7 separate regions of the Homo sapiens genome follow, and all the other regions are linked to region 6. A link is a loop called in an ENCODE intact Hi-C map of the cell type or tissue named here. Cell type or tissue: endothelial cell of umbilical vein. All regions are shown on one strand. Links, peaks and the distances in the headings refer to the core of each region. The heading gives the core; the rest is flanking DNA. Region 1 overlaps SGIP1 (SH3GL interacting endocytic adaptor 1). Region 2 has its middle 6.3 kb from the start of SGIP1. Region 3 overlaps SGIP1 (SH3GL interacting endocytic adaptor 1). Region 4 overlaps PDE4B (phosphodiesterase 4B). Region 5 overlaps PDE4B (phosphodiesterase 4B). Region 6 overlaps SGIP1 (SH3GL interacting endocytic adaptor 1). Region 7 overlaps SGIP1 (SH3GL interacting endocytic adaptor 1).

Evidence for each region. A loop is a pair of places that touch in the nucleus more often than their neighbours do. Peaks named below come from ENCODE experiments on the same cell type or tissue, not always from the same donor. Only the 100,000 strongest peaks of a DNase experiment are listed, where the experiment ranks them.
Region 1: it touches region 6 in a loop (13-fold over the local background); 3 of 110 quality-filtered maps call a loop at or near these places.
Region 2: a loop joins it to region 6, with 8 times the contacts of the local background. A loop is called at or near these places in 18 of 110 quality-filtered maps.
Region 3: it touches region 6 in a loop (6-fold over the local background); 15 of 110 quality-filtered maps call a loop at or near these places.
Region 4: it touches region 6 in a loop (7-fold over the local background); 2 of 110 quality-filtered maps call a loop at or near these places.
Region 5: it touches region 6 in a loop (8-fold over the local background); 57 of 110 quality-filtered maps call a loop at or near these places.
Region 7: it touches region 6 in a loop (6-fold over the local background); 3 of 110 quality-filtered maps call a loop at or near these places.

The regions. Positions count from the first base shown.
Region 1 is chr1:66,562,203-66,566,816 of GRCh38, reverse strand. All of the region lies in intron 1 of SGIP1 (SH3GL interacting endocytic adaptor 1), which reads right to left. Among named protein-coding and RNA genes, the nearest start is that of SGIP1, 30 kb to the right of the region's middle. In endothelial cell of umbilical vein, for the core only: no CTCF peak of the experiment used is centred there; DNase peaks (open chromatin) are centred at 2,376 and 3,186; H3K27ac peaks cover 2,938 bases.
Region 2 is chr1:66,525,502-66,530,115 of GRCh38, reverse strand. No RefSeq gene overlaps it. Among named protein-coding and RNA genes, the nearest start is that of SGIP1, 6.3 kb to the left of the region's middle. In endothelial cell of umbilical vein, for the core only: no CTCF peak of the experiment used is centred there; a DNase peak (open chromatin) is centred at 2,215; H3K27ac peaks cover 2,204 bases.
Region 3 is chr1:66,541,131-66,545,744 of GRCh38, reverse strand. The region is part of intron 1 of SGIP1 (SH3GL interacting endocytic adaptor 1); the gene reads right to left. Among named protein-coding and RNA genes, the nearest start is that of SGIP1, 9.3 kb to the right of the region's middle. In endothelial cell of umbilical vein, for the core only: no CTCF peak of the experiment used is centred there; DNase peaks (open chromatin) are centred at 2,054 and 2,794; H3K27ac peaks cover 1,623 bases.
Region 4 is chr1:66,348,260-66,352,259 of GRCh38, reverse strand. The region is part of intron 8 of PDE4B (phosphodiesterase 4B); the gene reads right to left. Among named protein-coding and RNA genes, the nearest start is that of SGIP1, 180 kb to the left of the region's middle. RefSeq lists enhancers at 240-289, 300-389, 1,982-2,031. In endothelial cell of umbilical vein, for the core only: no CTCF peak of the experiment used is centred there; DNase peaks (open chromatin) are centred at 659, 1,999 and 2,769; H3K27ac peaks cover 3,956 bases.
Region 5 is chr1:66,263,481-66,267,480 of GRCh38, reverse strand. PDE4B (phosphodiesterase 4B) reads right to left here. Exons shown (of 17, transcript NM_002600.4): 7 at 1,394-1,443. Among named protein-coding and RNA genes, the nearest start is that of PDE4B-AS1, 210 kb to the right of the region's middle. In endothelial cell of umbilical vein, for the core only: no CTCF peak of the experiment used is centred there; DNase peaks (open chromatin) are centred at 530, 1,560 and 3,440; H3K27ac peaks cover 3,533 bases.
Region 6 is chr1:66,727,369-66,731,982 of GRCh38, reverse strand. It overlaps SGIP1 (SH3GL interacting endocytic adaptor 1), which reads right to left. Exons shown (of 25, transcript NM_032291.4): 20 at 2,564-2,719. Among named protein-coding and RNA genes, the nearest start is that of DYNLT5, 23 kb to the left of the region's middle. In endothelial cell of umbilical vein, for the core only: no CTCF peak of the experiment used is centred there; DNase peaks (open chromatin) are centred at 2,692 and 3,032; H3K27ac peaks cover 2,605 bases.
Region 7 is chr1:66,674,758-66,679,371 of GRCh38, reverse strand. It overlaps SGIP1 (SH3GL interacting endocytic adaptor 1), which reads right to left. Exons shown (of 25, transcript NM_032291.4): 13 at 2,276-2,368. Among named protein-coding and RNA genes, the nearest start is that of MIR3117, 49 kb to the right of the region's middle. In endothelial cell of umbilical vein, for the core only: no CTCF peak of the experiment used is centred there; a DNase peak (open chromatin) is centred at 2,271; H3K27ac peaks cover 1,816 bases.

The sequences.
Region 1 (4,614 bases), core at 293-4,292, 170 kb after region 6:
TTAAAACCTAGATGACGGGTTGATGGGTGCAGCAAATCACCATGGCACATGTATACCTATGTAACAAAACTGCACTTTCTGCACGTGTATGCCAGAACTTAAGGTAGAATAAATAAATAAAAAAGAGTAAATGCATCTGAGGAAGGCAAAAACAATAAAACATTCTATGTTTTATACTATATTTTCATAGCTATCATGTTTTCATTATTATCCCCACATGACAGATGAAAAACTAGACCCATCGAGTGGTATGGTTAGGACTGCAATTCAGGTCAACACACTCTTAAATGGTGCTATTCCACTGGACTAGATTCTGCTGCATACGAGGATTAATATTCATTACTCAAAAAGTGATAGAAAGAACTCATCCCACAGAAAAAGTGCATTCTTTTCTTGATGGAAAAAATAAAAGGTTTTGGAGGCAAATATATAAAAGTTACCTTTTCCAAATTATTAGTTGTTATTAGTCTCTGAAACAAAAATGATGGATGGAATAAGAATCAGTGCCTAAGAAAGTTGATGGCCCCTAGGGATCACTCTTGCTCATTATTCACATCGATCTTTAAAAGATCTTATAATGCAAATAGCAAATAAACTGACAGACTGTGTTGAGGTGGGTTGTTTACCGCTAGGGAAACCACCCTGGTGTTCCTCTAAAAACAGGATTTACAGTTTCTGGTTGTTCCAACATATTCTAGCGGAATGGTTAATTTCTCCCAATAAAAGTAAGACATTAAGTGAATATATCTTTCATTCAGTGTAATGGCTAGTTTGGGTTGAATCTAACTGAAGCCGTAAGGACCTAAAATATTTTACTTGAAATAAAATTTACTATTACATGGGCTGGCAAATGAGAATGAGATGACTGCTTACAATTTACACTACACTTGATTTCAGTATTTCCTGCTTTCTACTTTCTTCTAGAAATATAACATAGTAGCATTAATAATGTTTTTCTTGAAAACCTACACTTTATATTCTACAAGAGCGAAGGCAATTCTTAGTGTACTCACCACCCAGTGCCAACACAGAGTCTAGCACAGGGAGGTGAACAAAAGTGTGTTGAATAAATGTGTAAGCAAATGATTTATTTAACTTAGAGGAGCGAGAGTCTTCTAGCTTTTGGATTCCACCGTGACCAGCTTTTTCTGGAAATCTAAGCCCAAATTTCAGAAAGTCTTTTCCAATACAACCTCCAATTTTAGAAATCTCTCTCTCTTCAGAGGTACTTTCTGCTCATACCTCTCTCACTTGGAATTTTTTTACTGCCTCATCGTTTTCATGTATAGCTCTATTGTCCCCAATTAATCTGTAAGTTTCTTGATGCCAGAAACCTTGGTTTATCCTTTTTATGCCCCTTACCCCTTAATACAACTCTAACATAATTAAGTTTGAATTTCTACTCATTTCTGATAATGATGACAGTTTTTGTAAAGACATCCCAAGAGTAACATGGTAAGATGTTTCAAACATAAAATAAATGAAAATCAGGCCATCAAAAATAAGAGCCCATATAAATGAAAGAAAAGGGATAAATTATTTCAGAATTAGTTAGAGTATTATACCTGGGCAATAAATTTGGTTACAAGTTTTCTAGCACTAAACTGAAAAGGGAGACACCCAAATTACATGTCAGATGACAATGCATTAGCAGAAACGTTTTTCCCCAGACATGGAACTCAAGTAGAAATTTACTGGGGGAATCACTGTAGCACAAAGCAAACTGGCAGTGGAGTCAGGGGGTCCTGGTTTTACATCTACTGTCTGCCCCCTTCCAGATTGTATGACTTCGGGCCAGGCACTTAAGCTCTCCAGACCTCAGTTTTTCTTCATTTGGAAAATGAGGACTGATCATTATAAGCCCCACAGGGTTATTGTAAGAAGTGTTACTATTACGCTAGTTACATAACAAAAATACTCACTAGTACTATTGCAAGCTTACTGTACCCCAGACATGAAGTTGAGGACTCTAGGTGTAAAATCTCATTTCCCTGTAAATTCCTCCTTGGGAAGGAGGGGACTGAAGTAACTACCCTAAAAGCCCACAGATAGTAGATTGTGTGATTCTTGGTGACCACTAGATCAAAGTTAGTTTCTTTACCTTTGTGTGGACTGGTGAACACCTCCTACCATTACATTTTTACAAAAAGAATAACTGATGCAGCATGATTTCCTGCTTGTATTGTCTGCTCACGACTGCAGGGCATCTTTGGGCTGTATGTGGACCAGTGTAAAGAGGAAATGGCAGATGACACAGACATCCTAACTATCTCAAGAATCACATGAAATATATGTATTTCCACGCCTGCTTTGCTTGTGTACATTTGTTTATATTGGTCAGGTCAAACCACAGCTTCCTCTGACTCAATGTCACTGAATTTTCCCTGGTTACTGGATACAGTAACATATTGCCTAACTTCATCCGGTCACTCTCTGCTTCCAAGGAGATCTTAGTTCCAGATGAGGCATAAGTCATGACAGCATTTTACCATGTTAGTGAATTATAGAAGAGTCAATGGACTGAGCCTGAGGAGACCTGAGTTCAAGTCCAGGTATGCCACTCCTTAGCCATGGGACATAGGGAAGGTCATTCTGAAATCACCATTGATAGAGTGAGTCAGCTGAACTAGTTTAGTCGTTTCCAAATTGCTTCTTTAGAGATCTGTCTCAGAGACTATTACAGCAGGGTAAGGGGAAGATTAAGATGTTTTCAACTCCTAACTTCAATCTAAGCCGCTCCAATTTTATCAGTTTTTGTTTATTGAATGTTGACTTTAATTTGGTTTAAGAAAGGGCTTCTGACCTGTTGAACTATATGATTGCTTACAGTCTGGGTTTAACAATCTCTGGACACACATCTATTCATGGCAGGACTGGCTGCCCTAGATAGGACCTCTGCGTTACAATTTGCCCCTAACAGTAAGGGATAGTAGCTTTCTAAGAGTTAAGGAAGAGACATTCATCTTTCTCTTTGCTAGCTTCTGAAAATAAGTCAAGTATTTCAAATGATATTCTTTCTCTTCAACTACCACAGGAAGACATTGGTTAGAAGGGAGATCAGATGAACTGGGAAATTATTTACTGCTTCCAGCAAATTACTTGGGTGGAGGGGGGTGGGGGAACAAACTCTTTCTCCCCTTTAGCACTGCTGGGAGGAAGTAAACAAAACATTCCATCCGATGTGATTCAGAATTTCCCAGCTGCTAAGCCAATCAGCCTGCTGGAGAACTCTAAATCACTAGCACTTTCCCAAAACATCATCAAAGCACAGTCTTCCCTTGTGAAGAGATAGGAGCCGAGTGGATGGAGAGCCAGGGTCACAGTCAGGAGATCTGGTAGTTGTCTTTCTTCCCCTTCACCTTGGTGGAATCGGGCAAGTCACTCTCTTCTCTTGTCTTGGTGACCAAATCTGTTAAAGGAAGGCTCTGGACTAGATTTGTGTCTTGAAAGTTTCTTCTTGCTGCAACATGGCATGTTCCTCCAAATAACCCGGGAGTCAGACAGAGGGACAGCTCCAAATCCTCTGGCCTTATGTAACACTTTGCAGTATTAAAGTAGAAGTACCTCCCGTGCCGGCCCTGAGACACACTGACCCTCCCCTATTATCCCAAGGTTTACTGGGTGGGTTGTATCCCTCTTAGGCATCTCTTGTTCAGATTGTGTATTTATACCAAATTCTTGATGTTGTGGTTTTCCTCTTGTAGCTGATTTTTTTTTCTCTTTCTACTTCATACTAATGTTTCCAATAATTCAGGGCAATGCTCTTGCCTCCCTGTTTTTTTCTTCAATTTCTTATAAATACCACATGCAAGAGAGTGTGAGTAATAGATTTTAACAACAGCAACAATAAATATGGAATAACAAAGGATTACATTACAGCAAGGCAGATAACATTTTAAACATTTCTATTCTTAAAAATCACAGGCCATTATTATCACAGAGAACCTTTCACCTGCCAAATTGCCTGGCCCCTCTGTGCATCACCTTGTTCCAGAACCTTGCTCATGCTCCTCCTTCCCGTGTCCCCTCCTGGGCAATTCCTAAATACTTAAAATTTTCCAACTTCCTTTTGTAGAGCAATTCAATTTTTTCTTTCCCCTTGATTTTCCTTGGCTCTGCCCAGGGGCAAGTTTTCCACATCTAAGAAGGCCCAAAGTATTTTTGCTAAAGAAAAAAACCAAAACAAATAAACAAATTGAGCAAGAAGTTTCGGTCCTAAGCATATTCTGCCGCTGGTGGTAAAATACTTTGCCACCCCTCCTTGGTGAATGGAGGGAACCTACCCACTAGTCCTCTTTGTCTTTTCTCAGCTTCGTGCTTCCACTGCAGTCTCTATCCCAGTCTTTATTGTTCATATACTCCCTCTTTTGCATTCCCCAGAATTCTTCCCTGCTATTGTTTCAATCCCTTCTAAAATTCTATCAGATAGAGAATTTCCCCCCTTTGCAGAGAAGAATTTTATCTCCCTGAAACCCTCATCTAGCAAATATTCTTCTTTTAAAATTTCCTCTAATATCTATTGCATTTGGAAAAATGAAATGAAAAATTAAAACTAGCTGTTGTGCAGAGTCTAGATTAGAAGTTGCCGCTCTCCAAAATTGCAAAGGAAGGGAC
Region 2 (4,614 bases), core at 262-4,261, 200 kb after region 6:
GAGGAAAGAAAATTAGCATTAAAATATGGATCCAGATTTGTGTATGTGTTTGTGTATCTCCAAGGTAGTGCTCTTAACATGACAATTGACTCTGCCCCTTTTGCTATCCCCACTGAGGTAATTCAGTGAATGTAGATGGAAAAATATGTTGCCCAAGTCCTGGAAATTGGCAAGACTGAAAAATTGGAATTCCATGAGATGATATAGATGAAAAAGAGATACATATATTTGTGTGTGTGTGGGTTCCCATAGTTACTCTATTCCTGGCTGAAATAAAAGAACTCCAACTTCAACTAACATGGGCAAAAATGGAATTTATTGAGGTAGCTCATAGAATTATAGCAAGAACTGAACAGCTGAGGGAAAGCAAGAACCAGGACAATCCAGGAAATTTTGTTACCTGAACCAAGTACTCAGAACTCTCTCTGTCTCTTCCAGCATGTCATCTCCTTTTCTCTTACTAATTTTTCTCCACATGATCAGGCCTGACCATTAGCATCCTCTAAGCTCACCTCTTCACAGATTTACTAGGCTAGATCTCCTTCAAAAAACTTCCAGGGAAGGACTGTGGTTGACCTGGCTTGGATCATTGTTCACTTTTCAAACCAGTCACTGGGGGCCATGTTGATGAGTTCTCATGATAGATTTTTTTTAAACCAAAACTTACATTGGACTGTCATATGCTGACTACTGTGCCTATGTATGTGTGTGTGTGTATATATATATATGTGTATATATATGTGTGTATATATATGTGTATATATATATGTGTATATATATATGTGTATATATATGTGTGTATATATGTGTGTATATATATGTGTATATATATGTGTGTGTGTGTGTGTGTGTATACTATATATATATACACACAAGTTTCTATGGCAAACAGAACCCATAATATGATTGTATCCAGAGAGAAACCAGCAGAACCTGTAGTCATGCTCCTGTTTCCCTGGGGGGAAGACTCTATGTGCTGGCCCACTTATGCCAAAGACAAGACATGCCCTTGTATGCTTTTCACCCATTGGACTATGAGCATCCCAAGAGCCATGTGTTCATAGCTACATGAGTGCTGAAGGAATTTATATCAGCTGGGAGTACTGCTTAATCTAGACCTACATTGATAAAGATAAGCAGTAACACTGAATCTATGAGAAAATTCAACAGTTTCAAAAGAGAAGGAAAATAACTACAGCTCACTGAAGCATAGGAAATGTCCCCACCGAGGCAGAGGAAATGTGGAGAACTTGAGAGGCATTTTTCAAAAAATCTGTTTTTTAGTTTTGATATAATTTCAGAGATACAGCAGCAATAAATAAGAGCAGATTGCTGTGATAAAAGAGCATACTGAGAGCCAGAAAGAGTGCATGGAAGTAATAAAAACATTCTCATTAAACATTTAAAAATGTTATAGCTATAAGCAGTGATATAATGGGTACTGCCAAGATTGAACATTGATAGCCCAGTGGCTATGTGCTTGAAGCATAAACCTACAACAACAGCAACTGTCCCAAGCATAGTGGAATTCTTTCTCTCTTTGGAGAATCAAATCACTCCGATGCAATTTTGACAGCTCAAGAAACTGGAAAAAGAGAAAAAGCTCCATAAAGCTTCAACTTATGAATTATAAAACATGACAAAAATAATTAAAAATAGAATATAGCTCAATCTTACTTATGAATATTGATACAAAAATTGAAATAAATGACAGCCAACATAATAGAGCTTTTCAAGAACATTGTATATTATATTAGACTTTACTCTAAAAGTAAGAAAAAATAATTCAACATTAACAGTCTACTAATATAATTTACAATATTAAGCTTTTAAAAAGAAGCATATAATTGTCTTCATAGTTGCCAAAAAGAGATTTGATAAATTTCAACTTAAATCACTCATGAAATAAATAAATCTTAACAAAGAAAGAGATATAAAACTTCCCCAGGATGGTGAAAATACATATCTTGACCCCAAATAGGCCATTTTTTAAATGGAAACATAATGAAAACATTTTCATTATCAAGAATAAAAATAAAAAATAAGACAATTGTTCTTTATCATCACCGTTATTTAATATTTAATACTATTTTATGGATGCTAGCCAAAATATTAGGAAGAAAAATAAATAAAATTGTGTCAGAGACAGTGGTACATGCTTATCACACCACTTTCTCCATCTGGATACACAGGAAGACTGTATTTGTCAGCCTTCCTTGCAGCTGGATGGAGTCATATGACGAAATTAAGGCCAATGGAATTTTTCAGGCCTGGCCTTTACAAACATCCTGCATATTCTCCATACCTTTCTTCCCCTTCCAAATTTCAGAGAGCTGCCTGGTCCTCATCAGACTTTGAATGTGTGAGAACTAAACCTTCATTATGTTAATCTCTATATTATGTACATAAACATTTACATATGTATGTATATTATACATGTCTTAGTCTGCTTGGTTACTATAACAAAATGCTATAAACTGGGTAGATTATAAACAACAGAAATTTATTTCTCACAGTTCTGGTGGCTGGGAAGTCCAAGATCAAGGCTCTGGCAGGTTGCGTGTCTGATGAGGGCCTAGTCTCTGCTTCCAAGATGGTGCCTTGTTGTTGCATCCTCCAGAGGCAATGCTATATCTCAGATGGCAAAAGCGGTGCAAGGGAAAAAGGGCTGAATGTTGTGTGGAGCCTCTTTTATAAAGGCCTTAATCTCATTCACGAGGGAGGAGCCCTCATGGCCTAATCACTTCCTAAAGTCCCAATCTCTTAGTACTACTACATTGGAGATTAAGTTTCAGCATGAATTTTTGACAGGACACAGACATTGTGTCCATAGTAGTAACCAGTAACTTCTCCATTTTGCTCAAGCAAATTCAACTTGGCTATCTGTCACTTGAAAAGGAGTCCTAAATGATTCAGTCCATTCCAGGAAGTACTAAACGTCAAAAATCATTAATATTGAGACTTGTAAGCATATGCAAGAAACAAATGAAATGCTAGAAATAGGAGATAAAGCCAAGGAGGTGCAAGTCAGACAGTACCAAAAGTGGATTAGAGAGTGAGAGACAACGGAAGTGAAGTCATTTAAGATCATTTACTTTGAAAGAGCTCTGTGAGACCTGAAGTTCTTTTCTTTTTCAAGGTCACTAGCCAAAATAAGAGGTCAGTGGTTCAGCTTAGTTCAAAGATGTGGATGAAGTTAGAGAATAATCAGAATATCATAAAATAACATAATTTCTTTTAAGAGTCAAGCCCAAAGAAGGCCATTGTCATCCTAAAATAGTGTTTTTCACTGGTATCCACTACCTTCTTTTTAGTGACCATTACAAACTAAATAAATCATATGCTAGAACCGAGGGAAAAAAATCAAAAGGAAATAAAAGACATTTGAATACATAACATGTCATATTAGCTGAGGAACTTAGGTTATATAGAATTAACTCCTAGAAGTAAAAGAGTCTTGACTCTTGGTATACTTAATTTCAAAAGGATAATGTGTTGATGTTTAGATTAGGAGATAATCAATCTTTGACAATGAACTGCAGAGGCAGTACCATCTTCAATTATATGGCTACTTTTATTTTTATTTTTTTTAAAAAAAGCTGTCTCGCTCTGTATTTTCATTTGGAAAATATAATTGCATGAACTTAATTTTCTAACCGCATTTAACTGGGGATAAGTGTCAAGTAGCAAACCCTAAGATGTCAATAATTCATTGGTTCACCTTGTAATTGCCATAGCTACCAAGAACTTCAGTGCCTTGACCTCTGGAAGGGAGGGGTGAAGTTTGGATTGAAGCTTTATTTAGCAAATCCTTTCCATTCAAAACCCATAAGCTCCTTGTGCCTGTCAGCAACTGTCCAGAAGGGGCCTTGTCAACAGATCCTATTCAAGGTGAGGGCACTACAGAAGCAGAGAAAGGTAGGAGGAGCCTTGGAGGCTTCTGCTGTAATCAGGCCTATCACACGTGCATGTGCAGTGCTTTAATGCTCAATCTCAGCTGATAAACACACTTGTATATGCACAGTCCAGTAGAAATAAACTCCAATTGCTTCTTTTAGGTTTTGTGATTATTGTCCAGAACAAGAACAGTATCCAGTCCAACTCATTTCAAAATCTACTAACAGTATGAATAGTATGACAAAATTTGTTGAAGCCTGAGGATTTAAATGGATCAATATGTGTCTAAGCTATAATATTAATCATGCAACCTGTTCACCTAAGGCTTTAAAGATTTGGAAAGGCTTAGGGTTTATACCCAAAATATCGGAGATGCTTATACAATTGCTTTTTTTCCTTCTTTAAGAAATTGTTGTGCCCCTAGTTACTCATCTCCTTGGATCTAGGCCATGGTGAAATATTTCTAACATAAAAAGGACAAATTACTAAGTTCTCTAATCTTATCTCTTTTATAGTTGACAATTAAACCAAGTTATTAGACCCATAAAATGGAATAAGAGAAAGGTCTTGCTGAATAAATAATTTCAATTTCAGGGTTGCTTGATAAATAGTGACAGGAATATAAATTCTATTGCATAGAGTGGACTTGAGAAATGGATTTGAGATGAGAAATATATTCTGTTTGTGAAGCAAAGCAATGTAGTGATTGCTAATTTC
Region 3 (4,614 bases), core at 305-4,304, 190 kb after region 6:
CCATGCCAGTCCCCACAATCATGTGAGCCAATTCCTTACTTAAAAATTCCTCTCTCTCTTTCTCTCTGTATGTATACACACACACACACACACACACACACACACACACACACACAATTTGTTCAGTTCTGTCTCTCTGGAGAACTCCAAGTGCTACAAGTGCACTTTCTGATTTAATTTTTTCAAACTTACATGTTTAAATTACCCATGAGAAAGACTGTTATCGTCACATCCACTTTCCTGAGGAGGAAACATGTTCACTAGCTCCCTAGAGTCACACACACAGGTTTAAGCTGGATCAGCCTGACTCCAAAGCTAGTGCTCTCATTCTCAACCTGCTGCATATGTGAAGGCTTCACTGAAGGCAGACAGTCTTTCGTTAGTCCACTTGAAAAGTCAGAACAGACTGTTTCCATATAGAGAAGGAATGGAATGGCAAGTCCAAGGGCAAGAGAATGGCAAGGAGCTCTGTCTGGCTGGGCCAGTGAGAGATGAGGCTGAAGGCAGCCTGTGTGTGAAAGCTTTGCACAGCACACTAAGGCATTTGGACTTCATCTTAGAAGCATGGTAAACAATCAAAGGCAGATGAGGAAATTGATGTCTTTTGTGGCTGTGAGGAGGATTCATTGGAAGGTGGAAGCAGCAAGGTCTGATCAGATGTGTTAGCAGGGGATGAAAGAGAGAGAACAGAGTCAAGAGCTATTTAGGAAAGACAATCTACAGCTCTTAAGGACCTACTGATGTAGGACAGGAAGGAAGGAGGAATTAGGAATTAATCCAAGCAGTGACTCTAGCTTGGCTACCTGGTAGACATAGTTCTTCAAATTAGTGCACAAGAAGGCTAAGAGAAATTTAATGGTTACAGTCAATAGCACAGGAGTAAGGTTCTACCTACAATCGGGCTTAGAGACCATTTCAGGCCATTGTTACCAGAACTGCTGCTGTGAGAAATTTTTGACATGTCATTTTTGGTGATTCACTAAGGGCATTTGTAAAGGTGGGTGCACAGGTAGATCACCTATATTCTAGTGGTTTTTTATATGTATGTTTGTTTTTGAGACAGAGTCTCCCTCTGTGGCCCAGGCTGGAGTGCAGTGATGTGATCATAGCTCACTGCAGCCTCCGCTTCCAAGGTTCAAGTGATTCTCCCGCCTCAGCCTCATGATTAGCTGGGAGTACAGGTGCGCACCACCATGCCCAGCTAATTTTTTTGTAATTTTAGTAGAGGCAGGGTCTCGCCATGTTGGCCAGCCTGGTCTATTAACTCCTGGCTTCAAGTGATCCACCTACCTCGGCCTCCCTAAGGGCTGGAATTACAGGTATGAGCCACCTCTCCCGGCCTGTATTCTGGTTTTATTCCCTGTATTTCAACTTTGGGAAACTGCTTGTGGTAAGGAATGCAAGGTAATATCATCTCATGTGCCAATTCCAATCAATTCACAGGAATTTCCTGGAATATGATGTTGAGATAGATACTAAAGCTAGGGAGAAAGATGGCTGTGATTGATTAGTGATGCCATACATGTTCAAGAAAGGGGTGGCCTAGCACATGGACATTGAGAATAAAGGATGATAGAGTATGCTTGTAACTTAATAGTATGGTGAAGAGGAGAAAGAAATCTGTAAGGCCTGTCTTCAGGAGAGGTACAGCAATAATCTACAGAAAAAGCAAAAGAGCAAGCAGTAATGTCTAGCCTCCAAAGGCTAAGAAATCCACAAGTAACACCCAATAGAACAATGGAAACTGTTCTATTTTATTATTAGTTATTATTGCCAATCTCTTACTGTGCCTAATTTATAAATTAAACTTTACCATGGGTATATAGGTTGAGAAAAAACTGTCTGAGAAAAAAACTGGCATCTGCACCACACTCTCTCAGATGTATATTTATTATTTCATTTGCTCTTCATAATGACTCTACGAGGTAGGTAGCCAGCATTATTCTCCCCTTACAAATGGGGAAGCTGAGGCCAACCGTTCCAGAACTCACTCAAGGTCACCCAGTCACAGAGGCGGTATAGTCCCTCTTCAAGTCCTGGCCCTTCCCCCCACACTGTACTGACTCACTGAGAAAATCAGGGGAGAGAGCTATAAATGGTCACATTGTATGTGTACTCAGTAGAACAATGACCCTGGGGACACATTCATTTGTGTCTCTTGGCAGTCACCCAGCCAGCCTCAGCACCTTTGAACGTGAAAAACACCATGGGCTCCAAGTCTTTGTCTATTCACAGTTTTGGAATCATTACTAAAATAAACTTTGACTTGTCCTCTTACAGAGAGAATAAAAATCCTTAGGTAAGTCTTTTCATTTGGCCTTGGTTTCTGCAACTCTAAAATGAGGTTGAACCCATTTGGTTAATCTTCAAATGATGGCACACATTATCATGTTTTCATGATAACAGCCACAGCTTTCATAAAATATCAGTGAACACCGAGCTGTCCTCCTCAGGGAAAAAAAAGGGCTTTTGTTCGTGGTGGGAACCAGGCTTTTTGATAAAACGTGTGGTAGAAGGTAAGCTGTGAAAGTTTAGAGTCCACTGGACTAGTGACATCACATCATGACGCTCTTCCTCAGAAAATTGTGGAAATTTTCTACTGAGCTACTGAAAAGAGCCCACTGGGATAAAATCCTTCTGTGTGAGGTGGCCTTCTTCAAGTTGATGACTGTTCTGAAAGATCATGACCTGATAATAAAATTAACTTGCTTAGTTCTGAAGAAGGCTTTTGAAACATCCAGTCAGATTTAAACAATCTGCTGTTTACTTGCCAGTCAGAGACCTAGGCCAAACACTTTGGATATGAGCAAGATTTTCCAGTTACGCCGTTATACAAATAAACAGCACTTAACTAGGAGTCAAGCCTGGCTGATAAGTGCTGGTTCTGCCACTAGTAAGGAGGTCACCTTGAGTGTCACTTAACCTTAGTGGGCCCTAGTTTCCTTCTGTTTAAAATAAGGATAGTAACACAAAAGTCCCTCCTTATCCAAGGTTTCATTTTCTGTGGGTTCAGTTACCCACAGTCAACAGTGATCTGAAAATATTAAATGAAAAATTATAGAAATAACCAATTCATAAGTTTTAAATTGCACACCATTTTGAGTAGTGTAATGAAATCTCGTGCCATCCTACTCCATCCTGTCTGGGACACGAATCAGTCCTTTGTCCAGTGTATCCACGCTGTCTACACTACCTGCTCTTAGTCACTTAGTAGTCGTCTCAGTCATCATATTGTTGCATATCGCAGTGCCTGTGTTCAAGGTCAATGGCAGCCTAACGCTGTGTCACAATGCATACGTCATTCACTCCACTTCATCTCATCATGTAGGCACTGTAACATCTCACATCATCAGAAGAGAGGTGCATACTGTATAACAAAATATTTTGAGACAGACACCGCATTCACATAACTTTTATTACAGCAGATTGTTATAACTGTTCTAAATTTTATTATTCGTTATTGTCGCCAATCTCCTACTGTGCCTTATTTACAAATTAACTTTACCATAGGTAAATTTAATTTTACCTGTGATAAAGGTAAAATGATCATAGGTAAAACTGATACCTACTGATTGATATCTATGAAGGTATATATATAATTATATATATAAATCATCTTTATCTCATATATATGTATAGGAAAAAGCATAGTGCATATAGGGTTTGGTAATATCTGTAGTTTCAGGCATCCGCTGGGGATCTTGGAACATATCCTCTGCAGATAAGGGAGGATTACCGTACTTATTCTTTCTACCACACAGAGACATTGCACGAATAAAATATGTACATGCTAATGTGGTATCATATACTAGACTCCATGCTTCTGAAGAAGGGGGACATTGTTGCCTTGTGTTTTGCTGCCATTTCATTGTGCCTAGTACAGCAACTGAGATATCAGAAACACTCCAGGTGTATCTGTTAGATGAATAAAGCATTTTTAAAACTTTTAAGCATGTGCAAATGTCACATAATCTTTGACAATGCCCTAAATGAGCTCAGTATTTTCCTCCTTAAATTGTTTGTTAAAGAGAAGAAACACAGGTAACTCCACACAAGCTTTCAAAAATCCTAAACCACTAGTCCTGACACATAACAGAAGTGGATATGAACCAAAAATAAAAATGAAAGTTTTTGGTATACACCAAAAAACATGTGAGTAGATGTGTAATTTTGATCCTGGAATGACACTTTCATGGCATTTACATCTTTTCTGTGAAAATGTTCAAGCCTAGAGTTGTTGCTGAGCTCTCAGCTGTAACTTTGGGCTTGGAATGGTGAGCTAAGACAAGGACATGACACTCATTCACTTATTAAATGTGTGAGAAGAATGAGCCCAAGGGGCACTGTCACAAGACATTCACAGAACGGGTATCTGAATGCTAGACTTCTGAATGCTCACCTGTCACTTGATCCATGGATCACATAAACTCATGCTGACTGACTTCTGCAAAAGGATGCCCACATGGGCAGACATTTTAATCTGTTTTGTTCACTACTGAGCTTATAGCACTTAGAATAATGCCTAGTGTGCATTCGATACAGAATATTTGATGAATAAATAAACAGTTCCAGACTAGGAGTTGCAGAAGAGGGTTGCCATAAATGCACTTTTTG
Region 4 (4,000 bases), core at 1-4,000, 380 kb after region 6:
GCAATGCTACCAAAAAACATAGTCATCTTAAGGCAACCATAAAACACACAACATGGCGAAGTATGCAAATGGAGGTCACTTAGTGTCAGAAACTAACCTAGTCCTTTAAATGTTGCTTAGCAACAACTGTTGGTTTTCCTCCTCCATAAGGGAGGGCCCAACCACACTGATGTGAAAGCAATCATTGCTCTCATCAAAAAGCACTTATGAAGGGCCCATTTATGTTGGGCTCTGTACAAACTAAGAAAGGCAGACATGGCCTTCAAGGAGCAGACGGCGGGGGGTGGAAGGGTATCTTTTACATTCTAGTATATGTAGAGTCCAGTTAGTATGACTAGTGTTTAACTGTGTGATGAGACACATTAAGAAATAGAATAGATATGAATTATGTTTGAAGTTAAGCCTGAGGAGACAGTTGAGGAGCTAGGCTTAGTTGGGCTTTCAGCATCTGACTCCCACATGGGAGTGTTTCTGTTGAGCCAGAGGCAGCCACAATGTAGTAGACAAATCTTGACTTTTCATTCTCAGCTCTCACTCTCCTGTGTAGTTACATCACCTCTCATGTGTAAAATGAGAATGATCAACCCTAACATTTCATACTTGTATGATAAATTCTGTGGCTGCCTCCTACAGTTTGGACACATTATTTACCAGCAACCAAGACTTCCCAGAAAACAAAACTCCCTCTACATGACTGAGGAAAACAACTCAAATTGAAAATGCTTCAGACCATAACAAAGGAAGGGAAGCATTTATCATCCCTCAGAGTTTCATAGTGTAAGACTTTTGGAATCTATTTATTAAGTTACACGTTTCATCCAGACTCGAAGGTAAAATAGCTCCTGGGTAAAACTGTGTCCCAAGGAGTTACTGGATTGGAAGGAAATGGGCATTATTTACTTTATTAAATTCAGTAGAGAAATCCACAAACAGGAACACATTATTTTAAAGATAAATGTGTCTCTACCATCTCATGTACACAGATACTATTTTCCCTAAGAATCTGCCTTCACAGGAAAACCCTGTTACAGCCTACCTAGAAATAATGTCCCCAGAGGAAATGGCCAATGCCCCTTTTCAACACAGACAAGCAAAATTTGTGAATAAACTCTAATAAAAAATTCCTCCGATGCCTTCTTAAGCTTATGCCCAACATTAGATTCACATACACTGCTAGAAATTGCTTCTATTTTTTGAAAAGGGAAGAAGGTATATTTTCTAGATATGTGATTTAATATTATTGGCCTAGAATATACCTTTTCTATAAAATTGTCTGATTTTTGGAATAAGTTCCTTTAATAGTGAAAAGTTATTTTAAAAGTAGAGAATAGGTAATAAAAGCTAAAATTCAATTACACTTGATAGGAACATTTTGTTTGATGGCTTCAATTTTTCTTTAGTTTTAACACTGCATACAGAGATTATTTCTTCTGAGCCAGTTTCTTCTGAAGTGATAGGACACTTCTTCACTTTTCTATATTTCTCATGGGAGAATTAGTTTGAGCTTTATGCAAAGATCCGCAGGCAAGATAGGCACTATCTTGGTAATGAGTTCTTAGTTAAACTAATCACATAGGAGGAGTGAACTGGAATGATCGCAGGCTCTTCTCAAATCTAAAATTTGGGGATTTTATGTTTTTGAGAATAAAACAGTCCAGAATAGTGATAACACAGGAAGCTAGTATAAAGCCCATGAAAGAGCTTCTTCTAAGACTAATTTAGGCCTGTTGAGGGTGACCTGAAAATCACTTAGGAGTGACTCCTAAGTGATTAAAACTATTCTTCACCCTATCAAAGACTAGCTAAAGCAGGTACCTTCCTCTCATGGATAACCTCAGGATGAGGTCAGTAGGAGAAAACTGTAAGAACAGAGAATAAAAAGGTGTCAAAGAGAGGAAGGCAGCCCCAGCAGTTAGTTACTCTTGTGGGTGGCCGTCTACGCAGGAGCCCAGCTGTGAGACAGGCGCCTTATTGTGTGGGATCTTCCTGTTTTTGCAGAATGAAACAACTGCCGAAGTCATTAAAGTCACAATGACTTTATTAGGGACTAACTTTTGACTCATGTTTTATACTTTGTTAGTCATAACTTAAAAAGAATTCCCGGGCATCAGGAAAGTGAAGGGGCTGAAAATTCCTCCTGAAGGCACAGAATGCCTTCAGTGCATTCTGTGCCTTCAGTGGTAGAAAGAAGTCGAAACTGCAGTGGTACAGTTTAGTGAGAAATGAAGTAAACAGAGTCTGTCCCTGTCTTAGCTCTGGCCCTAAGCAAATATGTAATCTTGGGTAAGCTGAATTAACTTCTTGGGGCTCAGTTTCTTTAGTGGTAAAATGGCTAGCTTCTAATCTTCCTTTTGACTTTCAGGAATTTTGCATGGGAAGAAATGAAGACCCAAAGAAGTAAAGCAAATCTAAGTTTTAAATGAAAAAGAAATAAACAGAATGAGGGATATAGTGTGCTTGTCTAAAACTCCTTATGAAACTAACAATTTCCACAATTCTTAACATTTCAGATTATTTGACAATGTGCATCTCATCTCTTCCCTCCTTTTTGTGTTTCCCTATAAACTCTACCAATCATTTGAAACTTGATGTCCAGTTTCTTTATTGACAGGTTTGTCTTATTTGAAAAGCAAGTGCAATTGAATTGAGTTGGTAACATGGTCAAAGAAGTAATAATGGACATGCAATTGTCCATTAACGTCTGCTTAATCAGCTAGTGTTCCATAATGGGTCATCTTAGCAAACAAGTTCTGCTGTACTAACATCTGCAGCAAACCTTTGGTGTGCCAGGGAACAAACACAGTGAGATCATTCTCACTGTCCATGTGCCAAATCAGAAAGAAACTCTTCTAAACATGTTAGAATTGAGTGCTTCTTGTCTTAACTGCTCAGCAACGTAGTAATCAATAGGTAAGTATACAACGAAAAACAAGCATGAATATATCTACCATTATTCTGCATCAAAAATTATGATGAAGCAACAATAGAATCAATTCTACTTGCTAGTTAGAGGACAAGTCTCTGCTCAAGTGACATATTAAAAGGCAAAGCAGGGAAAAACCATTAATGCCTTCATACAGAATTGAAAAATATCAAAAGATCAAACAAATTTGAATATAGCTGCTCTATAACTAATCTCCTAAATGAGATTAGGGCTTGAACAGCTCCCCAAATTATTACATATTTCTTCCTATCTATCTAACCCTTTTCTGCTGTCCATTTTTCTCAGAATTTCTGAAAACTTCTCAAGAGATGATATAACACACATTATTGGAACACTAAAAAATTGACGTTTCCTAGACCCAAAGTGATTCCCATAAGAATGTTTATAGCAATTTCTCATGATCCAACATTCTCTCAACTCTGAAAGTTGCTGCAGTGATGTAATCAAATGGACAAAAGATACTGTAACTATTTATACCTAAAGACTGATACATTCACTATGCATTTTAAACTATATATATAATATTTATAAACTATATTATGTTTCCACATATATAAGGTTGCCAGATTTAGCAAATAAAAATTCGGGGCACCTAGTTAAATTTGAATTTCAGATAAAGAAGAATTTTCTTTATCTTTTTTTTTTTTTAACTGTAAGTATGGTCCTGATATTGCATGTGCAAATAGCCTATGAAGAGATTGGATTTCCAGGCCATACACTCATTATATATGTTAAGTTTAGGGGCACTGTATATTTTTAGATAATTTAAACTTTTCAAAATTTTCTTTTTGACAGAGGACTTTTCTTCCAATGAGAAACGTAAGACCTAAAACTGTTCCTGGAGCATCACAATTTCATTTCATATACTTGATCCTTCCCTTTTAATTTGTCTGTTAATAGAGAAAGACAAAAAAAGGAACTTTGAAGATTTGAGATGATGATCTGATAATTAAATTTAGCAGAAACCTTTTTCAACAGATGACAAAAATCATCATAGTAACTGAGAAAAATCAAGGAATCAAGGTACATTATTCAGTCACTCTTTTGTTTTTCCTT
Region 5 (4,000 bases), core at 1-4,000, 460 kb after region 6:
AGAAAACATAGTCTAAATAATCAAATTGATGTAAATTTGGCTAACAGAAATGTGAGCAACATTGCCTCACTGGTAGGCCAATATGATGAAATGATTGGAGTTTCAAAACTACCTCCTTCGATCTCCAAGTATGTAACACGAGTTATATGTTAAAACATCCTATTTTGTTTCTTTTTATAAAAGTTCTAAAAGAAATAGTACATGCAGCACACCAGGTTTTTGAAGTCCATAGAGTACTGTTTACTTCTTTATATTTCATATTACGAGGCTCTAGAGTAAACTCACCTTTACTTAGTATCTTTCTTTCACTTTTTTTTCTCGTTCTCAATCTTTCTTTTATAAAAATATTTTAAAAAGCATGCACCACAAATACTTCAGAAGCCAATGAGCCAATAGAATCTGCTGCTTTTGTTCCCTTCTTTTAGAAGCTAAGCTTTTGTAATACTTCCGTTATACTTATGATCAGGATACCAGAAAGAAAACACAACAACCAAGAGAGAAAGATTTTAAGTATGAAGCGCTGCTGGAAATAGAAAAGCATGTGAGGCATCGTTAGGTGTCAGGCATTAGGTGATCTCAGTGTGAGTTCATCTTAATTGTTTCTCCTGTGGTTTTTCTCAAATCTACTGCTACATTAGTAGGGAACAGATTTAGGAGAAAACATTATTTGGACTTTAACAAATATCATAGAACTGGTTGCATTTTGTGTGAAGAAGAATTTCAGTTCCAACAGAACTCCATGGTGTTCCTTCAAGGTGGCCCTTCCTCTCTGCAGCTCTCAACACACCAAGAAAAGTGGATGCACTGTCCTGAAAGATGAGAGGTTAGGTTCTTAAAAAACAAAAAACAAAACAAAACAAAACACCGTTGAGGAACAAAGTTGGATGCCCTCCAAAAGAAATGATTCGTGACCTGGAAAGAGCCTTTGGTTTCACACCTGGAAAGGATGTAGATTCAAGTGGAATCTATAGTTGACATTAAGAGGGAAACCACTAACATATCCGCAGGGGCCCTCAGGCGAACGTGGAGCACCTTAGGTCTTCGATGTTAGCTCTCCTGGAGTTTATTGGGGCCAGCAAGCTGAGGTCAAGCTGCACTGTCAATACAACTCTGTCTCCTGCTCCTCTTTGGGGAAGAGGCAGCATTACCCCATGTTTATCATATTCTGAAAGCCTGCACATACAATGGGCAAATTATTTAGTACTGCTTTTAATGTGGTTTTAATAGAGTGAAGTAATGCTCCAGTGTACCTTAGAAAAAAGTCACCAAGAGACATACTTTTGAGAGCCACAATATGCAAACAACACTATTGTTCTAAAAAACAGTTCTGAATAAGAGGCATGTTTATTATTCTATCTTGAAACATCTAGATAGACCTTATGACATGGCCTACCTTGTGGGTTGACTCTGGAGACAGGAGGCTGACTAGCAGCTGGGGACCTCCTGTGGAGACAGAGAAAAGAAGGACTGAGTCTGTGTATCAAAACTGCCCATTCCACCCCCGACACCCCACCCTCATGGTTACTGAGGACTTTTCCAGGTCATAATGAACTATGTAGTGACATAATGCCATCTCCGGAAGGCAAGCTCCTGTAACCCGGGTAGATGACTGCAATTCTCTCACATCCAGATGGCCTGGAATTTCCCTCTGCAAGTCCTCAGGATGCTCAGACTCTCCAGGAAGGAAGTTGTTTACTCCAGGTCCCAAACCAGCCCCCTGTTTTAAGTTTTGCTGTTCCAAGAAGCCCTGAGAAAAAGAGTCACTTGCTCAGGCATCACTCGAAATGCCAGAGTGAATCTCAATTCCTTTGGGCAGTGCTGTAAAAAGTTATAGCCAGAGGAACCCTTGGCGATCAATCACTTCAGGCCCCTAATTTTTGTACCTCAGGAGACAGAGACCTAGAGAGGTGAAGTCACTTGCCAAGGTCACACAACCACTGGGAACAGTCATCCAGCTTGCTTTACTTAGGGAACAGAATTTTCATGGAGGAACTGGGACGTCATTCTACATCATAACAAGCCTGCTGATGTCAGGGGTTAAATGAAACAAGCAAACCCATGTTCCCATAGTACTGGGGCTCCTCCTTTTTTCTTGTTTCTTTTCCTTTCTCTGCCCCTAACCTTTCAATTTCACTGCTCTTACCCTTCTTCTCATGTTTTGCAGAACTTCTACCAGACTCTCCTGTTTCCTGATGCACTGCTGGAAAACTTCTCAGGAATACTATTGAGCGGGGCTCTCAAATTTTAGGGTGCATCAGAATCACCTGGAAGTCTTATTCAGACACACTGCTGGGCCCTACCCCCAGAGTTGCTGATTCAGTAGGCCTGGGATGGGCTTAAAAGTTTGCCCTTATAAAAAGTTCCCAAGTGGTGCTGATGCTGCTGGTCTGAGGACCACATTTTCAGAAACACTGGCATTAAGGATTCTCTGCTCCACTAAGGAGTAACAGGACATTTGCAATGAGCAAGAGAGTGAGACTCTAGTCCAGTGGTTCTCAAACATGGATACGCAGCCGACTCATCTGGGGAGCTATTAAATTTCTTTTTCCAACCCTGAAGAGTCTATTTCAGTATATCCGAGATGAGGCCTGGGAATCTGTAGTTTTCACTTCTTTTTGCATTCTCTTGCACAGGCAAGCGTGAGAACGAAGCCAAATTCTAAATGACAAAGAACAGCCTGCATCGTTGTTGCTAAAGAAGAGTCTTCCTACTGGTGTGGCCACAGAATTAATTCCCTAGGTTTTTCTACTGCTCTGAATTAATCTCTGGTCCTTTAGGGACAATCTAGCTTGTAGGTACCCATACCTAGTAGCCGTAGTCTATAGACAGGGTCCACATCTACCATTAATTTACTAGCTGGGTGATCTTAGGCAGGGTACTTTTAAACTCTCAGTGGTATGAAATTTTCACATGTGACAAGAGAAGGGAAATTATCATATAGTGATTGCTTTTCTCTGCTAGGCTGTGCTAGGTATTTCTTAGCTTCCACTGGGAGTATTATCACCCCATTTTAAGGATAAGAAAACTGAAGCTCAGAGAGTTTAAGAAACATACTGACACATGATTTATAATTGGCACAGCCAGAATTCAAAGCTAAGTCTTTCTGAACCCAAAGTGCATGCTCTTTCCACTATACTATATGCTGATAACACCTGCACTAATACTGAGGGCTGTTTTTCAGGAAAATTAAGAGATTAAATTCCAAAATCCTTAGCCTGGCATTCAAAGTCTTTGCTCTCTAGCCCCAACATCCTTTTCCCAGCTTATCTCTCATAATTCCTCATTGCCTGACATTTCATCTCAGACCACTGACTGGCTCTGTGCTCTCATGCATCCTGTACTTCTCTTTTGTAGCACTTTAAAATTATAGCTTAAATAGGCTCTGTCTAGTTAGTGTTCAATACATAGTTCCTTTGATTAAATGTAAACATTATGTGAGCAGGGAACAACTTGTTTACCGCTTGATCCCTGGCACCCAGGATGGTCCTTCATATGACAAGCATTCAGTAAATACTTATTGAATAGAAGAGTGAATGAATGAGGGACAGAGCTGACTCACACTTGCCAAGGCCAAACTTGAACACTTCTTTTTCCTTGAATATGTGCTGCCCCTTTCCTGCCATTATTCAGGCCATTCATTCCCCTGTCAAGGAAGCTGTCTCCACACCAAACAATCTACCCATCAAAGGTTAAGTTAAGGTTAACTTAAGGTTAAGTTACCCATCAAACCTTCTCCAAAGGATGCCATCCTCTTAGCCAAGAATGGTCTCTTTAATCTCTCATGGTGCTTTATTTGTACCTTTAGGGTCATTTCTTCATGTTACAGTCCATATTGGCACATATTATCTCCACTGGTAATCTGTGACCTGTTGATGGCAGGATCCAGTTCTGATCTCTTTGCTTACATACTCTTCAGGTCCCGCCATATTGCCTGGCAAATAGTAGGAACTCCAAAATGTTAATAGAATGTAGATTGAATAACCCACTGATGTGAAAGTGA
Region 6 (4,614 bases), core at 303-4,302:
TTCTTAAATGCTCAAGAAGCCTTGAGCATTCTTCAGTCTCATACTTGAGTTGACAATTGTTCCCGCATATTTTTTACAAGCAAACTTTTTTCACAAGAAAAAAGTAGATGTAAATTTCAATTTGGCCCCTGTCATAGGGATTGCAAACTGAAATGTCTCCAGGGGCCATGGTGACATATGAAGTCTTCTTCAGTAAACATTAAGGAAACAATTGGCTGATGATAGACACTAAAGGCTGGTACTGCAATCTAGAATCATGCTTGGTCAACAATGCCTTTTTAAAAAACTGGGGATGGTTGTGGTGGTTGAGGTAGTGGAGTGGCACTGCATAACGAAACTAAAGAGTCTATAGATGACTAAAGGGTCACTCATCACAGCCCTGTTACAGTGATCAAGTAGAGTTCATAAGATCCAAATTAATGGGATATATTTTATTTCTTTTTTTTTTACTTTTGTAAATAATAATTTAAGGGTCTATATAATATTTTGTTAAGCAAAACCACTTTGAGTGATGTTTGATTCTATGTATAAGACCAGTATGTTAATATATGTATACAACTTTTGCACATATGCCTAAGAACTTGGCAACATAACTGCCTAAAAATGCAATGCAACAAAAGCTGTAACTATGACACCAGTCATATTTACAAACAAACTGGCAAGATATTGGCACATAATTCCTAATTTCAGATGGAGGAACCTTGAAAAATAAACTGGCTCAACGTGCACAACCAAAAAATGGAGGGAAACTGAAGCAAGAATTCGAATTAAGAGACTTTTTCCATTCCCTCACGGTTTGCACAGTCTTGTGGGGGAGATGGATGAATGAAGAAACACAAATAGATATGTCATTATTAACTGTAGTAAGTGCTACAAAGGAAAAGAACAGGGTACCTTTAGAGAGAATAACAAGGGGACAGAATTTATTACGTTGGCACAAAAGGAATTACGGTTTTTGTCATTTAAAAGTAACGGTAGAAACTGCAATTACTTTTGCACCAAGCTACTAGTTTGGGGCTGGTTGGTGGGGGTATGGGGAGGAGAATGGGATAGTCCAGGAGGCAGAGTAGAGCTGAGACTAAAGGATGAGTTGGAGTCAGGTGAAGAAGGTTGAAACAGTATTCGAGGCAGGGGAAACAAGTACTACAAAGCCCTGTTGTGGGAAAGGATGCAGCCTGTTTCTGAGATTGGCAGGTCTGGCTGGAGCTAAAAGGATTCTGAGGCAGGATGGTGGGAGATGAGAATGGAGAGGCAGACAAGGGTAAACAACTCAAGGCCTCAAAGGCAATGGTAACAGGTTTAGATTCTGGGACAGGTGTAATGCGAAGCCACCAGGGAGTTGTGAACAAAGGAGACCTGATTTACTCACAAAAGACCACCTGGCTGTTGAAATGTATTGGAGAGGGGCAAGATTGGATTCAGGGAGAGAAGGCAATTGCAGTGGTATGGGGAAAAGACAGTGGTCACTTGGACAAGGGAGGTGGCAGTAAAGAAAAAAGTGGCCACTTCAGAGAGAGGTTTGTAGATGAACATCAGGACTTGATGGAGAAGCTGTCAAGAAGACTTCTTTCAGCTCATTCACTGCAAATAATTAACTTGTATAATTGATCATTTTAATAGCATGCATGCATGTGGGTTTGTGTGACTGTGCATATGCATAATAAAGACATCAAATTCAGGTTTAATAGTTAGAAAATGTGAAAAATTACATTGATATAAACATATTTGCATAAGTTTCTTTTATGTCATACATGTAAAATTCCATCAAAACAATGATCATTACAATGAAATTGTATTAACTATTAAACCTGAATTTGATGTCTTTATTATGCATATGCACATGCACAGTCACACCTACACACACAATTGATTTAAAAAGAAGGCCAGGCGTGGTGGCTCATGGCTGTAATCCCAGCACTTTGGGAGGCCAAGGCAGGCAGATCACTTGAGGTCAGTAGTTTGAGACCAGCCTGGCCAACATGGCGAAACCCCATCTCTACTAAAAATACAAAAATTAGCCAGGTGTGGTGGTGGGCGCCTGTAATCTCAGCTACTTGGGAGGCTGAGGCAGGAGAACCACTTGAACCCAGGAGGCGGAGGTTGCAGAGAGCTGAGATGGTGCCACTGCACTCCAGCCTAGGCAACAGAGCAAGACTCTATCTCAAAAATAAAATAAAAATAAAAAGATGCTCATACAATGAAAGGATTTTATTCTTGTTATTTGGCTCATTTCCCACCATTGTCATCCACTGTCTGTTGATAATGAGTAAAACAGACGATGAACAAACTGTTGCTGATACAGATTTTCTTACCCTGTCTCTCTAACCACTTGAGATAGTTGGCCATTAAAACACGTATATGCATATGCAGTCACACATTCACACACAACCACCCACAACAAATTTTGATAGCTGGTAAAAGTTCTGTGCTTGAATCTACAAATATATCTGAGTGGTGGTAATTTCACTATAGTGCGACCCTGTTGCTAAGATATATCCCTCATCTAAGTACAAAGTACTAAGCCACATGTATCTCTGAAAAATTTATGCAAAATCATATTTACCAGCAGAGAAGTTGGGGGTTTGGCAGGACGTGTTCTAACCTGCTGAAATTTATCACCCGAAAAGTCAGAGCAGCTGGGGACGGGTTGTTGGCAAAGTGTCTGGTGATGCCAGCAGGAAATGACAACACCATTTCTCCGGTAATCTTAACGATACATCTGGCATATCAAAACACAGAGAGGAAAGAGAGAGAAAATCCATGTCAATACACTGAATCAAAACTGCTGTGAAAAACAATTTATGAGGCAATGTTAAATAGCAGAAGAGATAAAAGGCAGGCTCTTACAATTCCATTAAAAAATACTTTAACTTCTATTTTAGGTTCAGGGGTACATGTGCAGGTTTGTTATATAGGTAAACATGTGACTTGGGGGTTTGGTGTACAGATTATTTTGTCACCTGGGTACTAAGCATAGTATTTGACAGTTTTTTTTTTCTGAACTTTTCTCTTCTCCCATCCTCCTCCCTCAAGCAGGCCCTAGTTTCTTTTGTTCCTCTCTTTCTGTCAACATGTTCTCATTATTCAGCTCCCACTTATAAGTGAGAACATGTGGTGTTTGTTTTTCTGTTCCTGTGTTGGTTTGGGAAGGATAATGGCCTCCAGTTCCATCCATGTTCCTGCAAAGGACATGATCTCATTCTTTTTTTATGGCTGCATAGTATTCCATGGTGTATATGTAACACATTTTCTTTATCTAGTCTATCATTGATGGCCGTTTAGGTTGACTCTGTGTCTTAGCTATTGTGAAGAGTACTGCAATGAACATACCAATGCATGTGTCTTGATGATAGAATGATTTATATTTCTTTGGGAATATAACCGGTAATGGGATCTCTGGGTCAAAGGGTAGTTCTGTTTTTAGTTCTTTGAGGAATCACCACACTATTTTCTACAATGGTTGAATTAATTTACACTCTCACCAGCAGTGTATCATTTCTAACTTATCTGAGAACTCAATGGTCAGCACTTATTTTAAAAAGTGACTATTTTGTTTTATGTGTTTTGAAATGTAAGAAGAAAAGTACAGCTTTTCTCTTTCTGTAGAAGTCTATAGCTTCACCTCATGAATAGAATCCTCTACTCTGGTGGTTCTCCCTCACTTTGATTTCTGAATCTTTGGCAGCATATTTGAAGATAGTATATTGTACAATGTTATCACATTATTTCCTGGACTTGTCTTACTTAGCTCTTCGAGTAACATGAGTAATGCCTTTAGCATGTTGTTTTATGTACTCATGAGGTAAAGTTTTTGCCTTGCACTTAACTAGTTCTTCATTCCATTAATTTGTCTATTTGGTCAAAATTGTAAACTCAGTCATATAAGTTAACACAATGGGATGATAGCGTGGAAGGAAAAACAATTCTTTTTTTTTAAAAAAGGCTTTATGAAGATATAATTGATATATAATAAACTGAACTTATATACAGTGTAAAACTCCATGAGATTATATGATGTAAAATCATCATACAATTAAGAAAATGAACATTTCCATCATCCCTGAAAGTTTTCTTATGCTTTTTTGCAATCCCTTTTTGTAATCTCTCCCACTGCCTCCTTTCCCTGTCCCTAGGCAAGAGTTAATATGCTTCACTATAACTTCATTTGCAATTTCTAGAATTTCATATAACAGAATTGTAAGGTGTGTGATTTTTTGTTTCTTTCACTGCACATAATTATTTTGAGACTTGTTCATGTAGTTGTGTGCACTAATAGTTCATTTCTTTTTGTGGCTGTGTAGTGTATGGGTATACCACAGTTTTAAAAAATACATTCACCTACTGAAGAACATTTGGCTTCTTTCCAGTTTTTGCCTATTACAAATAAAGGTGCAATGAATACGCGTGTACGGGTATTAGTATGAATATACCCTGTCATTTCTCTTGGTAAGTACACAGGAGGAGAGTCACTAGCTCACATAATAGGTGTAGACTCTCAAAGAAACTGCCTAACTGTTTTCTAAAGTGGAAAATACAGCTGTGCATGAGGGTTTTAGTTCTTCCACATTCTCACCAACACTTGGTAGAACTGATCATTTTAATCTTAGCCATTCT
Region 7 (4,614 bases), core at 259-4,258, 53 kb after region 6:
GTACTAGGAACTAGGGTCATAGGGTTGAATAAAAATAGTCTTTGGCCTCAAGGGATTTATGACTGACTGAATGAAATCATGTCCGCTGACAGTTACAGTCGAGGGTTTGATAACGGAAATCACAGGTTGGGTGGGGGCTCCTGTGAGGGGTTTTTAATCCAGTCAGGATCTTAGTGTCCAGATTGAGTTGGGAAAGATTTCTCAAAATTATATTTCTTAAATTTTAGTACATTTTTTAAAGTTAGAAGCAAACTAACTGCTTGGGTCAAGGAGGAATGAACAGATTCCTTTGACAAAAATTACAGCCAAATCAAGTATCATGGTCCCTACGAAGAGATTCACCCTTCTGAGCTGGACTTGTCACTTTGTGGGCAAAGTTTGGAATTACTGTTTCAACTGGTTCATTTCTTCTTCCTCTTTCTTTAAGTGTATGTTTTCTTGTCACTGGTCCTATCTGGTAGATTCAAAGAGTTCACACTAATTTCACAGGCCATCCCAAAGTTTAGCTGTGAATCTGAATGCCGTCCAATCTCTCATAACCTAAACGCAGAGGGAGGCAGGTAGGCACATGGCTGGAGAGCGCTTGCTGGTACCTTCCACTTGCCTAAATTAGGAAGAAGCTTTTTCTGTCATTCCTCCCTCCTCCTCCCCTTCCCGTACTTTATTTATTATTTTTAGGTAGCATCCTGTTCTTCCACACAATAAGTATGACTAACAACCCTCATCCTAAAGCCTAGGAATATGTGGTTCTTAATCTTAATTATGAGCTTCTGAAAGCTACACCTCTAGTGGACCATATTTTCCCACAGAAGTTAAGAGTCAATCAGGGGCTCTGCTCCTGATTAAGGATCTCTGCCAAAAATCAAGGTCATAATCAACAAAATACCATAAAAACAAATAAAATACTGTAAAAGCCTAATAAGCTAAAATAGAAAACTTATGCTGCAACTACAACATGAGCAGAATGATATAATGCACATCAATTAAACAACAGCCTGTGCTGTGCTAAGTGTAACCACAGCACGTAAGACTCACAGCTCTGAAATACCAATAGTTAAAACCAATACATCACCTCCATAAACAATTCATTTACTTTCTTGGCATTTAGGAAAGGGTTTTCTAGGGATCACTTGCATAGCTCAGGTCTGTAAAGAAAGCTTTTCAAGGAAGTTACAGCTTTTTCACTAGTTTTGTTTTGCAGGGGAAAACATTCAAAATCATGCCACTGTGGTTCAAATATTTTAAAAATACATTTTTCAAAGTTCAGAAGTTTTTAAAAAATTGTTGATAATGATGTTTTTCCTATCCTGTTTAATGAGGGAAATATCTTTGGAAAGGCTAGATCACACGGCTTTATAGCAATAATATTTCCAACAAACAACCTCTTGGCCTTTGATTATGAATCCCCGCGGTTAATTCTCATGATCACCTTTAGGCACCAAGGCGTAAGCTCTGGAGATGCTGAACTGGAAAAAGTATTGGTTGGTCTGTATGTGAGCCCAAAGGAGTAAAAACATCCTCTGCATCTCTCTCCTCCCCAAACACCTTTTTTTGAAAAGAGTGCTTTCCACAGGCATGCTTCAGAGGCAGTCTACTGAAAAGGGAATTCAATAAATCTTTAAGAAGGGTGGCTTTACCTGATGAACAATCCATTCAGTCCAAATAGCCCAACCCACCACCGGTGAACGGCTATCTGGATCTTCAGGACCTCCTTTCCCAGACGCCTGGGTCATGCTGGAAGAAGCCAGACTGATGGCAACTTTCACATACATTTACTCTGATCTACTATCTCAGCTTCTCTCTACCATATAGCCTCAGTTCTCTTGTTCCCCAATTGTCACTCTTTCCTATCAATGTGTCCTTTCTGTCCTGTGCAGCCTCAGTTGCTCTATAGGATGAGCAGAGACCGTATTAGACTTGTTCACCTCTGTGTTATATGATAGCCTAATGCCTGGAATGCAGTAGTTTCTTTAGCTCCCTTGCTTCTTATTCTTACTTACGTACAATGAATAAATGAATGAATAAGCATGTGGGATTTCAGAAAAGGCTATGATTCAAGGTTAATAATTTGCTTTATTATGTTATTTTCTTCCTGTCTTCATAACCTGCCCTGAGTTCTTTAACTTGAAAGCCTGTTAGAATAACATCTCTTCTTAATATTATTCAGTTCTAATGTTGCTTACATAGACTTTTTAAGAGTTGCCTAATTTCACTATGCAGACAGACACTAAAATGAGTCACTTATTTTTCCAGACAGAGCAGACACATAACTTACTTCCAGTGGGAAAAGGCCTTGTTAACTTTGGCGACTCCATGCTTGGATTAATTGGTTGGCCTGAACCCCATATCTCAGGCTGATCTAAAAGAACTGGAAACAAAAAAGAAGATTTCCCAGGGTGAGTTAAAAAAAATCCCCATACTTTAGAACTTAAAATTTCGATTTCAAGTTGAGCTTTACAAAATTATTTTCCTCTTGTCTCAGTACTAAAAAATTAACTTAGGAATGTGCTGCTCCTTATTCTTTTCAAGCAGAGAATAGAAATAGGAGTGTGGTGTGAGTGTGGGTGGGAGGAGTGTCTGTGTGTGTACATATAGCTACATAAAAACTTTCAGAGCAGAATCTGCATTTGCTTCCTGGGTGGTCACGTAAGGACATTCTGAGTATCAGTACATGTACTGGCTCTGTTTCAGGTACCCATTTGAAAATCCAGACATTAACCCCATGAACATTTGTTTTGCTGTAAGTTGGTTGATTTAAAGCCTCCTATAAATATGCTTCAAAACTGAAAACGCCTGCATTCTATGCAGTGGTTCCTATCCTTGAAGGGTCTTTACATAAACCTTTTACAGCATCATAAAAAGAAACTAAACTATCCTAAAAACACTTGGTGAATATGTTAAGAGAACCAGAAAAATGAGTGCTTAGGCACCGAACATAGGGCAATTAGGTTTTGGGCCTAAGGACACTGAATTTAACATTTCTTCTCTTTCTTTTTGCTTCCTGTTCTGATTATTAAAAATACCTATGATAATGCAAATAGTTAGTGCTTCTCAGTACCTATCCTGTGGCAGGGACTATGCAAGTACTGCTGTAATTCATTATGTTGTCTAGGACAGGCTGGGAAGTCAGTTGGATGTGGTTTGAATCTATCCTCTGCACTGACCGTAGGACCTTGGCAGGTTGCTTAACCTCTCTGCGCTGCCTTCCTTTAGTGTAAAGTGGAGATAATAAAAGCAACCTTAGAGAGTTATGAAGAGGATTAACAGAGGAAAGATATATGAATAGAGTATATATAAAATGTCTATAAAACACGTATCACAAGGCCAGTAGCTGTTACTGTCTATTTGAATACTCTTACCACCACTATGTGGTTGATACCAGTTCCACTTATGGGAGAGGAAAATAGTGATAGGAGTGGTTTAATGAGGTGTCCACGGTAAAAGCAGAAGAGCTAAGATCTGATGTAGCAGACTTTTAACTCTAAAATACATATTTTTTCCCCAGACCATTTCAACTAGTGATAGAAAGATCTTTCTAGGCCAGGCATGGTGGCTCACAGCTGTAATTCCAGCACTTTGGGAGGCTGAGGTGGGAGGATTACATGAGTCCAGGAGTTCGAGACCAGCTGGGCAACATGGTGAAACCCAGTCTCTACAAAAAATACAAAAATTAGTCAGGTGGGGTGGCATGTGCCTGTGATCCCAGCTACTCTGGGGGCTGAGGTGGGAGGATCGCTGTGGGAGGTCGAGGCTGCAGTGAGCTAAGAACTTGCCACTGTATTCCAGCCTGGGTGACAGAGTGAGATTCTGTCAAAAAAAAAAAAAAAAAAGAAAGAAAAAGAAAAAGAAAAACAACGAAAAAGAAAGACAGAAAGAAAAAGAAAAATCAATCTAAAGAAGAATGAGTAGATACAAAAGGGAAGTGTGGGTATCGAAAAAGCTAGTGTGATCGGTGCAAAGGCAGGAACTTTACAGAAGTTCAGGGGCTGAAATCATCTAAAGAACAACTGAGGCCACAGTCATGGACAGGTCTGGGTGTGTATCTCCTCCCCACCACAAGCCTCAAAGGTGGACTTCGCTCTGTTTTAACATGAAAGCAAACATTCTCCAAAGATACGAAGCAGCATTTTCTTCATGAATTCCATGTGGAACACAGCTATGATTTTTAAGAATGATTTCTATGTTTTACATAAAGTTTTCATATAGTTATGGGATTCCTTAAACGGGCAGATGTAGGTGCAACAAATCAAATCCCGTCTCCAGTCACCATACGATATGTCATTAAGAGTGAGATTGATCACAGATGAGTTAATAAGGAAACTGATAGCCTCACTGCAAGGCCACCTTTACATAGGGATTCTAAGTTATGGACATTAAAATCATTAAGGAGTATTTAGAAATGTTCTTTGTACAGTTTCCTAACAAAATCATTGAAAATATTCAGGTGTGGCTGACTGCTGGCTATCTCCCAGAATTCATTCTCCAGTTCTTCTATAGTAACAGAATTTTAGCTGGCTACATAGCACCAAATTCTCTCCAGTGGGGTTTGGCAGGAAGTGACTTGTATCTCTTCTAGTTTTGCTCTTAGAATAGTTAGCAGTGAGTTCCAGTGGT